Regions from separate parts of the Mus musculus genome. Here region 2 is linked to region 1. A link is a loop called in an ENCODE intact Hi-C map of the cell type or tissue named here. Cell type or tissue: heart. All regions are shown on one strand. Each heading gives the region's core, and the rest is flanking DNA. Links, peaks and the distances in the headings are about the cores only. Region 1 holds the start of 4930556C24Rik (RIKEN cDNA 4930556C24 gene). Region 2 holds the start of Adamts5 (a disintegrin-like and metallopeptidase (reprolysin type) with thrombospondin type 1 motif, 5 (aggrecanase-2)).

What was found. A loop is a pair of places that touch in the nucleus more often than their neighbours do. Peaks named below come from ENCODE experiments on the same cell type or tissue, not always from the same donor. Only the 100,000 strongest peaks of a DNase experiment are listed, where the experiment ranks them.
Region 2: a loop joins it to region 1, with 2.4 times the contacts of the local background. A loop is called at or near these places in 2 of 42 quality-filtered maps.

Annotation. Positions count from the first base shown.
Region 1 is chr16:85,818,323-85,823,700 of GRCm38, forward strand. 4930556C24Rik (RIKEN cDNA 4930556C24 gene) reads left to right here and starts at 889. Exons shown (of 4, transcript NR_040506.1): 1 at 889-985. In heart, for the core only: a CTCF peak has its summit at 1,955 (motif pointing right); no DNase peak of the experiment used is centred there; H3K27ac peaks cover 284 bases.
Region 2 is chr16:85,897,112-85,902,489 of GRCm38, forward strand. Adamts5 (a disintegrin-like and metallopeptidase (reprolysin type) with thrombospondin type 1 motif, 5 (aggrecanase-2)) reads right to left here and starts at 4,014. Exons shown (of 8, transcript NM_011782.2): 1 at 2,053-4,014. The coding sequence starts at 3,156. It overlaps Gm46558 (a long non-coding RNA gene), which reads left to right and starts at 2,689. Exons shown (of 3, transcript XR_001781962.2): 1 at 2,689-2,886; 2 at 3,720-5,378. In heart, for the core only: CTCF peaks have their summits at 2,343, 3,151 and 3,812; DNase peaks (open chromatin) are centred at 1,390, 2,440, 4,010, 4,590 and 1 weaker place; H3K4me3 peaks cover 2,887 bases; H3K27ac peaks cover 2,311 bases; H3K27me3 peaks cover 308 bases.

The DNA of each region.
Region 1 (5,378 bases), core at 54-5,053:
CTCTGAACTTAGGCACATTGTAGATTTCTGTGTTGATCATCGTATACTGCAAACAATGCTTCTCTGTTGTGGGTTGAGTGATAGATGATAAGTCACCGGGAGTCTCGTCACTGGTGATTTAGAAGAATGGTAGTAGGTTCTCCTGTGGCTTCTCTCATGTGGGTTGAATGATGGATAATAAGTCACTGGGAGTGCAATACAACACCCATTTAGAATAATGGGTAGGCTCTCCTATAGGGCCTGTGTCTGGTCTAGCCACAGACTCTTCATTGGGTAATGGTGCTATCTATGTATGGGTTTCATCTTGTGCAACAGGACTTAAATCCAATCAGAACGTGATTACTTCCATGATGTTTGGAGTTTTACTACAAAAGGGAGACTCAAAAATTATAAATAGATGCTGTGTTTATTGACTTAAATAAAATTATTTCACTTTTCTTTCTTTGATTTATATTTTGCTTCTTGGTTTCTTATTTTTAGTGATGGGAACAGAACCTTGAGAACTAAGATGAGTGAGTAATATGCCACCTAGATTCTAATGAGTGATTGATACACTATGACAAGTGTCACACCCCAGTCAATCATTGTTCCGAGTTATATAACCTTAAGCAGAGAAATCTTAGTTTGTGGTCAGACCGTCATCCTTGTCAATTTTGATATAGTAGATGTGACGGACAGTTCTGTTACTGTGCTATAAAATTTGGGAAGCAGGTATCTCACCTCACCTGCATCAGCTCATTTTATATTAAAGTGTAGGTGACAGGCACCTCCTCTGGCATAGGTGAAGAGGAATGTCAGTTACAGGCAGTTCCTCTGGCATAGGTCAGCAGGGATGTCAGTTACAGGCAGTTCCTCTGGCATAGGTCAACAGGGATGTCAGTTACAGGCAGTTCCTCTGGCATAGGTCAACAGGGATGTCAGTTACAATTACTTCTCTAGCATAGCTCACCATGAATGTTAGCCAGATGCACCTTCTCTGGCATAGGTGAGCACAATTTCCAGAATTAGAATTTTAAGACTTATCTCAGGTTTTATTTCTCCATTGACAAACCTGAAGGGTTAGGAAGCTTTTCAAATTTTTCTCACGGTCAAAACAGTGACACTTGTCCTCTACACAGCCATAGTTGCTCCCTGACCTTGAAATTAACTAAACAAAAAGGAGATGAAATAGTTTGAAAACTTGTTTAGATGAGTATGAATGCCTGGGTTGCTGTTGCTGGACAAGGAAATGGGATAGACAGATGATGAATCACATGACTCAAAAACACATGTAAGGAGATTTCACTCCATGCTACTGGAGAATGGAAGTGAACAGAGTCCATACAGGTACAAAAAAAATTATACAGTTAATGTGAAGAATGTACTTAGCTAATTCAGACAGATGCAGATATCCACGGCCAAACAGTGGATGGAGCTTGGGGACTCTTGTGGAAGAAACAGAAGCAGGATTTAAGCCTCTAAGGGGGTAGGAATTCCACAGGAAGACCAACAGAGTCAACTTACCTGGATCCTTGAGGCTCTCAGAGACTGAACCACCAACCAAAGAAATTGCAAGAGGTAGACGTAGGCCTCCTGCACATATGTAGCATGTGGGTCCTAATTAACTGTCCCAAAAGCTGTTGTCTGTACGAGGGTTATGTTCTTCTAGTTGTGCTGCCTTGTCTGGCCTCAGTAGGAGAGGATATGTCTAGCCTCATGGAGACTTAGTATGGGGGCATACCTAGGGAGACCCCCACCTCCTCAGTGGAGAAGGAGATGGGGGTGTGGATTATGGGAGCAGGTGACCACGAGGGGAACAGTGAGTGGCTTGTAAAGTGAATAAATAACAACAACAACAGCATCAGCAACAACAACAACATCAACAACCACATGAAATACTCTCTCAAGCATGCACATACATACAGAGACCAGATTTCCAGTTCTCAATTTCGCTGTTATGTAATAACAAGACCACCCAAAAGGTGGCACTAAAAAACAGTTATTATGTGACTCTTAGGAAAGTTTAGTGAGGGAGAAAAGCATTCGGATCAGTTGCTGGCCTTTTTTACTTCCTAATTTCAAAAACTTTAATTTGTCTTCTCAGCAAACTTTTAAACATTAAACAGCAGCTGTCCTAGACCCTAGCTTCTATTTCAACTCAACACAAAGCCTTGGAAATTAATTTGTGTATAGTTAGTGTGACAACTTCTAGCTTACATGACTAGTACATGTACATAATTTAAAAGATTCATCAGAAACCTCACCCATTACCAAATAGTACTAACAAAATTTTTATCTTGGATTTTGATAAAACAGATACTATTATCTGAATGCAAACGCATACCACTTTATGTCTCAGGATTATAGGAAATGCTAATAAAAATGTCTCATTGGACACATACATATTTATACTATGTTAGATCAATTTTATGTATTAACTGTATATATGTATATGTATGAAATTATAACTTCTGTGTAATTAAACTTGCCATCGTATAGGTACATTAAGAATGTGTCATGGCTGGTTGATATCCTTGGGAGGTCTCCCCTTTTCTGAAGAAAAAAGGGAGGGTGAGTAGATGGGGGAGGAGAGATAGAGGGTGACTTAATCAGGGTTTCTATTCTTGCACAAACATCACGACCAAGAAGCAAGTTGGGGAGGAAAGGGTTTATTCGGCTTACACTTCCATACTGCTGTTCATCACCAAGGGAAGTCAGGACTGGAACTCAAACAGGTCAGGAAGCAGGAGCTGATGCAGAGGCCATGGTGGGATGTTACTTACTGGCTTGCTTTCTTATAGAAGCCAAGATGACCAGCCCAGGGACGTCACCACCCACAATGGGCCCTCCCACCCTTGATCACTAATTGAGAAAATGCCTTACAGCTGGATCTCATGGAGGCATTTCCTCAAGGGAGGCTCCTTTCTTTGTGATAACTCCAGCTTGTGTCAAGTTGATACACAAAACCAGCCAGAACAGGGGGGAAAGTACTGGGAGGAGAGGAAGGAGGGGAAGCTGTGGTCAGGATATAAATAAAGTAAGTAAGTATAGAAAGAATATGTGCATTACACATGCATATACATGATTACACATGCGACTTCTTTCTTTCTTTCCCTCTTCACTTGGTTCTACTTTTTTCATTCAAATGGGAGGAGTCAATAAGCAAATACACAAAAATGTATATATTTCAGAATGTGATTAGTAGCTACAAATAACTTAAATACAAAAAAAAATAGAGACATAAACATTATCCTAGTTTTAAGGAAACCAGCAAACACACTCAGCAAATGAATTTTAGAAGCTATATAGTTTTGCTATGCTATCCCCAGTGACCATGGCATGGGAAGAAAGAAAGAAAAATGGGAACCATTCATGGAACATTCATATTTCTTATGAGAAGTGACATTACATAATCTTCCCCATCGCAGGTGGGTCACATAATGCATAGCAAGAGACAGAGTTCTTCCTGAATTTCTTAGCATCACTACATCACTATAAAGACACACACACACACACACACACACACACACACACACACACTCACTCACTCACTGCCCATAGCTAAAAATCACATAAGGAAATAAAAATTATGGTCCATGGTTCAACTTACATTTCTCCTTTCAGAACATTGGGAAGTCTCATTAGAAGCTTCTTTTCAATGAGTTACCATTTACTGATGACATACACGAACTAATAAAGATGTCCTAGATCAAATCTGATGTAACAAAGTAAAATTATTGCTAGCATCCAGAAAGCAATGAAAAGTGGGTAATTGTCATGGTCCGGTTTTCTTAGTTTCTTCAAGCAACTATAATAAACATACCATTAATGGATTATTTTATATATAAGAGAAATCTATTTCTGTAAGACAGAAAGTTGAAAATTAAGATGAAGATGTATTTCATGCCTAGTAAGGACTTGATGTCTTTTGACAAACATCCTGGAAGATGGACTTCTCCTGTACTTCATGTTCTATTGTGGGAGTATACACAAGACTGTTTCAGAGTGTGCTAGTAGGTCGTTGTTAGAGAGACTACTTAGAGGGGATAAAGGAAAGGAAAAAGATGTTGTAACTATATTGTAACTTCACAAAAGCAGCATTTGTAAGCAGGAGGAGGCTTGCTTTTCTTCCCTGTCATTTCTTCTCTGTGTGGAAGACTCCTTTGATGCCAGACTCTCAGCTGCCCTCACTACTGCACTTAGTCATACACAGCTGAAGTCACTGGGAAGGTTCATGTCATAGATAAGTTTGCAAAGACCATCTGGGCAAGAGGACCCGACATCATCTGCCTCTGCTAACCGCTGAAGATAAGTTCAGAAAGGATGATATCAAATGTCTGTCTTCTCCCACACATGATTGTTGCTGTTTTTTGTTACAAGTGTTAATGAGACCACGTTTCCATGCTGTGACATACCCTCCCTTTGACTCTATCCTAGTTGCAAAAGCCTGGCCGTTCTGTGGTTGCTTGCTCAGCATTTCTATCATTTCTAGCAGTCATGGATGCCGAGATTGTCAGCAAATGCAGTATATCATTTCAGACATCCTTGGTCTGCTTTACTTCACCCCTTTCCTTAAATTATTTCTGTTGGACTAGCTCAGGAATTGTCATATTAAGTGTTATAGCACAAAAAAAATTCCACAGCCGTAAGAGCATCTGTAGCTTTGTAGTGTTTCTAGTGGAGATCAGAGGTTGAGTCAATAGAAAGTTTATAGGAACCTGAGACTTGTTTGCTCATCAGCATTAATTCTTTACGCAACTCAAGGTCAATGGTCCTAGAGAATCTTGAAACTCTATAATGTCTAATCAATACGGATATTTCTGGTGTGTTTGTAATTAGAATGTTTTAACATATATTCAGTGTGTGTGTATGTGTAGGTGTGTGTACATTTGCATGCTTTTTATTCGTGTATGGGTGGTTTCATGTGATGTACCACATTTGCCAACAATCTCTACATTCAAGATTAATAGAGATAGTAGGTCACAGGTCAATCTCAGGTTCTATTCACCTTTCTTTTTCTTTTTCTCTTATTTCCTTCCTTCCTCCCTCCCTCCCTCCCTCACCCCCTCTCTTTCTTTCTTTCTTTCTTTCTTTCTTTCTTTCTTTCTTTCTTTCTTTCTTTCTTTCTTTCTTCCTTCCTTCCTTCCTTCCTTCCTTCCTTCCTTCCTTCCTTCCTTCCTTTTTTGAGACAAGCTCTTTCACTAGCCATAAGCTTGCCAATTAGGTGAGGCGGGCCAGTCAGTGAGTCCCAGAAATCTACCTGTTTCCTCCTCTACACTATCCCACAGCAGGGATCATAAGCATTCACCATCACTTCTATCTTTCTTGTTGACATTTTGTATTTATTGGATTTCATTTTTTCCTCATATATTTTGATCATATGCTTTCCTGCTTTCTTT
Region 2 (5,378 bases), core at 141-5,140, 79 kb after region 1:
CGGTGAGAGGTCTTCCAGTTAAGTTTTAGAATTATGAACAACGATTTTGTATTAAACTGAAAGAAAATTATTGCCATGATTGGCAGTGTACTGCCTTTTGGTGTGGTCTGTCTACAAAAGTATTTTTTCCTCTTTCTTTAGGGAACCTCCTTCTACAAACTCTCCCAAGCCTCCTTCTTGGCAGGCAGTCATTATATAGCAACACAAGGAAATCCAGACGTGGAAAGTTGCTTATGAAAAAAAAAAAAAAAGACTTGGAAATCAAGTGAGAAAAGGGCTAGTTTTACAGAAGAACTTTACAGGGCAGCCTACAAAATGCCTGTTGCACCATTATTTTAAAAGCTAGTGCAGGGCAGAGGAATTAAAGGGTGGCTTCCAGACCATCTCTGAATGAGATGAAAGCTTTTTCATTGCACCCAGAGCTGTGATGCCTACTTCTCCCTGGATACTTCTTTTGAGAACTTTCTTTGTGGGTTACAATTATGTCCACCTCATGATCTGCAAACGTTTCTCTCCTTTGACTTTATCAACACTCTTTTCTTCATACCATGGGCACCTTAACAAAAATAGAAAAATTAGGTAGGGAAGTTTTAGCACCCTGAAACCCCTAGAGTATGCCATTGAATTATCTATCCTTCCTCTTTGGTTACAGTTTGTAACTGTACACTGTCAAAGAGTTTGTTGTTACTTAAAAGTTATACTGGATGGATTTCACACACCTAGAATGATCCTTAAACATTAGTCCTTCACAGGCATTTGAAAGGGCACAAGTCAGGCAGAGAAATTGAATTTGGCAATAAGCCAAGCTTAAATCAGACTTAGAACACATCATGATGCTAAGATTAAGAAAGACAGGGAAGTGCTCAACATGGATGGTGGATGTATTACCAAGGCAAACTGAGGAAAGAAGTGGAGAGCAAGACCATGACACGCAGGCATGGTGTCTTCTAGGTATGCCATGCATAGTCACGGCAGTCATGCAGAAAATGAAACTGTGATCATCGATAGAACACACACACACACAGACACAGACATACACACACTAGGAGGGGGCTAGTTGGGAAGACAAAATTCAACAAGGATGGTAATGGGGACAGCTTTCTGAATGCTCAGGCTCACAACTATCAGCAGGACTTTTGGTCTGAAACGTCACGCTGACATGGTGGTCTGGTAACTGTGTAAATAGATGTGTTGCTCCCAGAATGTCTGGGCTCATAATGATCCATCTCTTTTCCTTCTCGGTAACCATCACCCTTAACGTGGGGAAGTCCTTGGAAAACGTTCTTCCCCACATCCTGAAGCTCTGCCCAGAACTTCAGAAACACATTCATCCAAACCCCAAACCTTCCAACTGGATTTGACCCTTGTTTGGCAGTTGGGCGGGAGGGTGGTGCTTCAGATGTGCTGGTAGAGGGCCTGGGGTGGGGGGTGGGGTGGGGGGTTGTCCTCACTGCTGATTGGGCTTCCGCATCCCCTTGACCCTCCCACATTCCTTCCTTCTCAGGAACTCAGATTCCAAGGTGGATATGTCAGAAGCCCATTTGGAAGCCACATTAGAAAAAGCAGTCCTTTGGAAAAGACCAGTGTTGCAGAAGAGTTCGTTTAAGGACATTTACAAGGGAGGCCATCAATCAGATAAAAGCAACTGCCAACTTTCAAGTCCTTCCCATTAAGTAGGACAAAGTAGTACTTTCGTCTTCACTGGGAAGTAGAAAACATGCAATTTCAGACGACAGTCTTACTTTCCTCCTTTTGCCATGTAACTGTACACCTCCTTATCGCGGCCATACACCACAGTGTCCTGTCTGACTGGCGTCCAGCCTTAGCGAGTGTTGATCTCATAAAGTCGCCTCACTTAAAGCAGAGATTACTGCAGAGGCTCACCGAAACACCTGAGTGTAAGTGGGGGCTGAGTGGTTTGCATGCAAGATGCATTTAAGTAAATCTCTATTGAGTGACAAGTCCTTTATGGGAGAAGCAGAGCCACTAGCAAGACCTGCCCTTCCACCAGTCTTTGTATCCCAGGGCTGGGCACCCACCTTCTGTACCTACCTCTCGGGTGAACAGGATGGCTGCATCGTAGTGCTCTTCGTGATCATCCCCTAGCTGGTTATGTTGGTGCTGCCATTTGCAAAAGTTCTTGAGGGTCGTGGCCGCATTCTTGCTCACCTCCAGACTCGTGTCCTTGTCCGTCAGCACCACCACCTTCACCACCGCCAGGCGGATGTGGTTCTCAATGCTTGCATGACTGTACAGCCTGTTGGCGATGGAGGCCAGGGTCAGCAGGTAATGCTGCAGGCCCCGCCCATACATCCTGGCCATGGACGAGTCAGCCACCAAGAGGAGCTCCACCTGGCGGGCCCTGGAGATGGAACGGCGCCTACGCCTCCACCAAGTCTGAGGTCCCGCGTTCCCAGATGGCGAGAAAGCTGAGTGGTCCAGCAGCTGCGGGGCCAGCGCTGAGCGTCTCCTAGATCTACTGTGCACCGAGGGGCTCTCTTGGGGCCCAGATGGGGATGCAGGAGTCTCGCAACTGGCGCGTGGCGGCAGGGCCTCGAAGCTAAAGCCCTCGCGGTTGTAGACATGCAGGATGCGGGAAGATCCATCCCCATAAATTCGTTCATACTCTGCCCAGGACCCACGCAGGAGTGGCTTTAGAGTGTAGCGCGCATGCTTGACTGCAAAGAAGCCATCGAGACCCCCGCAGAGGTCAAAGACAGCTAGGGATCGAGGGCTGCCGTCCACGGTGCCTCTGTAGAAACAGTGACCCCGGTGGCCAGAGGATGCGCTCAGCCCTCCTCCTGCAGTAACGATGCTACCAGCAGCACCCACTGTGTCATCTCTCTCCAGGTCCAGCAGGAACCTCCGGCCGCCCGCGTAGACAAGGTAGCCCACTTTGCCACCGCCAGAGTAGAGTTGGTCTATATTCTGGACCAGCCCGCCGCTCCTGCGCTGCCCGGCCAAGGGTTGTAAATGGCCTCGCTCCCGTGTTTCCTCCCCCTGCGGCTGGTCCGGCTCGGCGGCCGCTGCTGCAGCCTGAGGCTGCCTGGTTTTATCCTGGGCAGGTGCCGCGGCGGGGCTGTCAGCGGCCAGGGACAGGCAGGACGCGCTCAGCAGCAGCAGTAGCAGCAACAAGGGCGCCCACTCGAGCCGCATAGTGCGCTGCCCGCCGGGAGGGGCTGCGCGACTGAGTCTAGCTGGATGCTTGCTATTTGCTATAGAAGTTTCAGGGGCGGGGGTGGGGGGCTCGCCCTCCCACCCACCCACCCACAGCCGCACACTCTACACACTGGCGTGCAAGGTTGAGTCAAGTGTCCAGGAAAGGGTAGGGGGAATCCGCAGCAGAGAGCCAGCCTGGCCTGGCACCGGTGCCACTGTGAGAACTTTTTCTTTGTTGGTTTGGAAAATGTTTGGAATGGAGGTCCAAGAGACGGAGGAAGAAAAATTTTAAATAAAATAAAAGAAAAAAAATTAAATAAAGGGTGGTGTTGGTGGGAGTAAAAGCCAAGAGGTGGAGAGCAACCAAATACAAAAAAGGAGAGAGGCCCAACGCAGACAAGATCTTTGCACAAACAGATCAAAACAAACGAGCTAAGAGAGTAAGAAGGGCGACCGCGCTGGCCCGCAACTGGTGCGCGTCCGCTCCCGCCCCCTCGAAGCCCGGGGCTGGCGGGCTGCAAAGCTTCCAAGCTCCGACCCACTTCCTTTCTTATTCTCAGGGCTTCCTCGGCTCCGCTGGAACCCGAAGGCAGGGAGAAATGAGACGGGAGAAAAGAAAAGGAAAGAAAGCAAGCAAAGGAAACACCTAAAAATGTTTAAAATCAAAAGCTAGGAGGCGGCCTGCGGAGAGCCAGCGAGGCGGCGCGTCCCGGTCCCTTCCGTTGCCGCGTCCTCCCGCCCGGGATCATCCCCAGTCGGCTGCTACGGGCGCGGAGAGCGGCTCAGGCGCTGTGAAGATGCGAGGAGGTGGGACAATGAATTTATAGCGGCGTGCCATCCTGCAATGGCAATTTCAACAATTCGTCACTGCACGCTGCCTCTTAAAGGGAGAGCTTCCCCCACCACTCCCACCCTTCCCGGTCCGCGCCTAATCTGATGGGGGAGGGAGCAGCGAGAGGAGGAGGGTGATCGAGGAAAGGCAGACCGGGAAGGAGGAAGGGGCCAGAACCTAGCAAGGTGGAAGGAGGGACAAAGGAGGGAGTAAGGGTGAGAAAGAGATTGAGAGAGAAAAAGTATTTGGGCAGAAAACAAGAAAATTCTCTTGGCCTCATTTAAAGCCACAGCAACTCCGGTTCTGTGTGGTATTTCACAACCAATCGGGGTTGGCTAACCTCGGCTTACCTCATCTCCTGAAGGGGTGTTTTGGTGTGTTTTTAAAGTCTCTCTCTGCCTCCTTCCCCTTGCTGTTCTTGAGCGGGATATGAAGTTCTTGCTTCATTTTGCCGGCCAGTGCGCTCTGGCCTTGTAGACCTGGTAACTTCACTGGTCAGGGCAGCCGCCTGTGCAACCCCAAGTCCCTCTCTCTTTTCCCTGGTTCTCTCCAGTCGGTCCCGGTAGCTGATTTCCAGCCTCCTCATCTCCTAGCTTGTTCACGTTCCAACACTTGCTGACTTCGGGCTAGGGGTGACTAACTTCTCCCGGCCATCAGCTGAGCAGCCAGGCAGCCACCGGTGCTTCCTGGCGCGTCTCTGGGCATGCAGCACTGCGGTGACCCCAACAGGGCCGGCTGCGGCCTGGGAAGTCCTTGGCTTTGTGTATAAATGGCGGTACTCCCAGCTTTTTTTCCAGGGCATAGTTGGTCAGTGCCCACAATCTGTCACTTATCCCAGCCACTGGAACTCTGAGCTGTAGGATGTCAGGGTGGGAAAGAGTTAACTCTTGAAGGGGAATCTGCACCCCCACCCCAGACTTTTACATTTGTGCTCACACTTTCTGGCAAACACTCCTTTGTTTGTTTACTTGCTACTCTTCTTATAAGTCAGCCACTCACTGTCAGCCCTCTCATTTTCAAAGCTCATATCCCAGGGAAGAATACTTGAGGGGAGGTGATTGGTGGTTATTAGTAGGCAGGTGGCATGGCCCCTGCTACTCAGTTCCTCCATCCTTTGTTTCCTCTAATTATCAATTCTAAGAAGGTGAAAGGAAACCCTAGTGACTTTCTCACAGCAAGTTGACCTGTGCCAGGGTCCAGTACTGGTCTCTGCACACACCCCGGGATAATTTACACATCTCCATCCCTTTTAACTCCACTCCTTCAGAGGAGAGCAGGCACACTTACATAGCTTTTTCAGATGATACATTCTCACGGAAGGTACCACGAGGGCCAAGACTGGAGAAGGCCAAACAACAGTTAAAGTAAAAGAGGGCATGGATTTGAG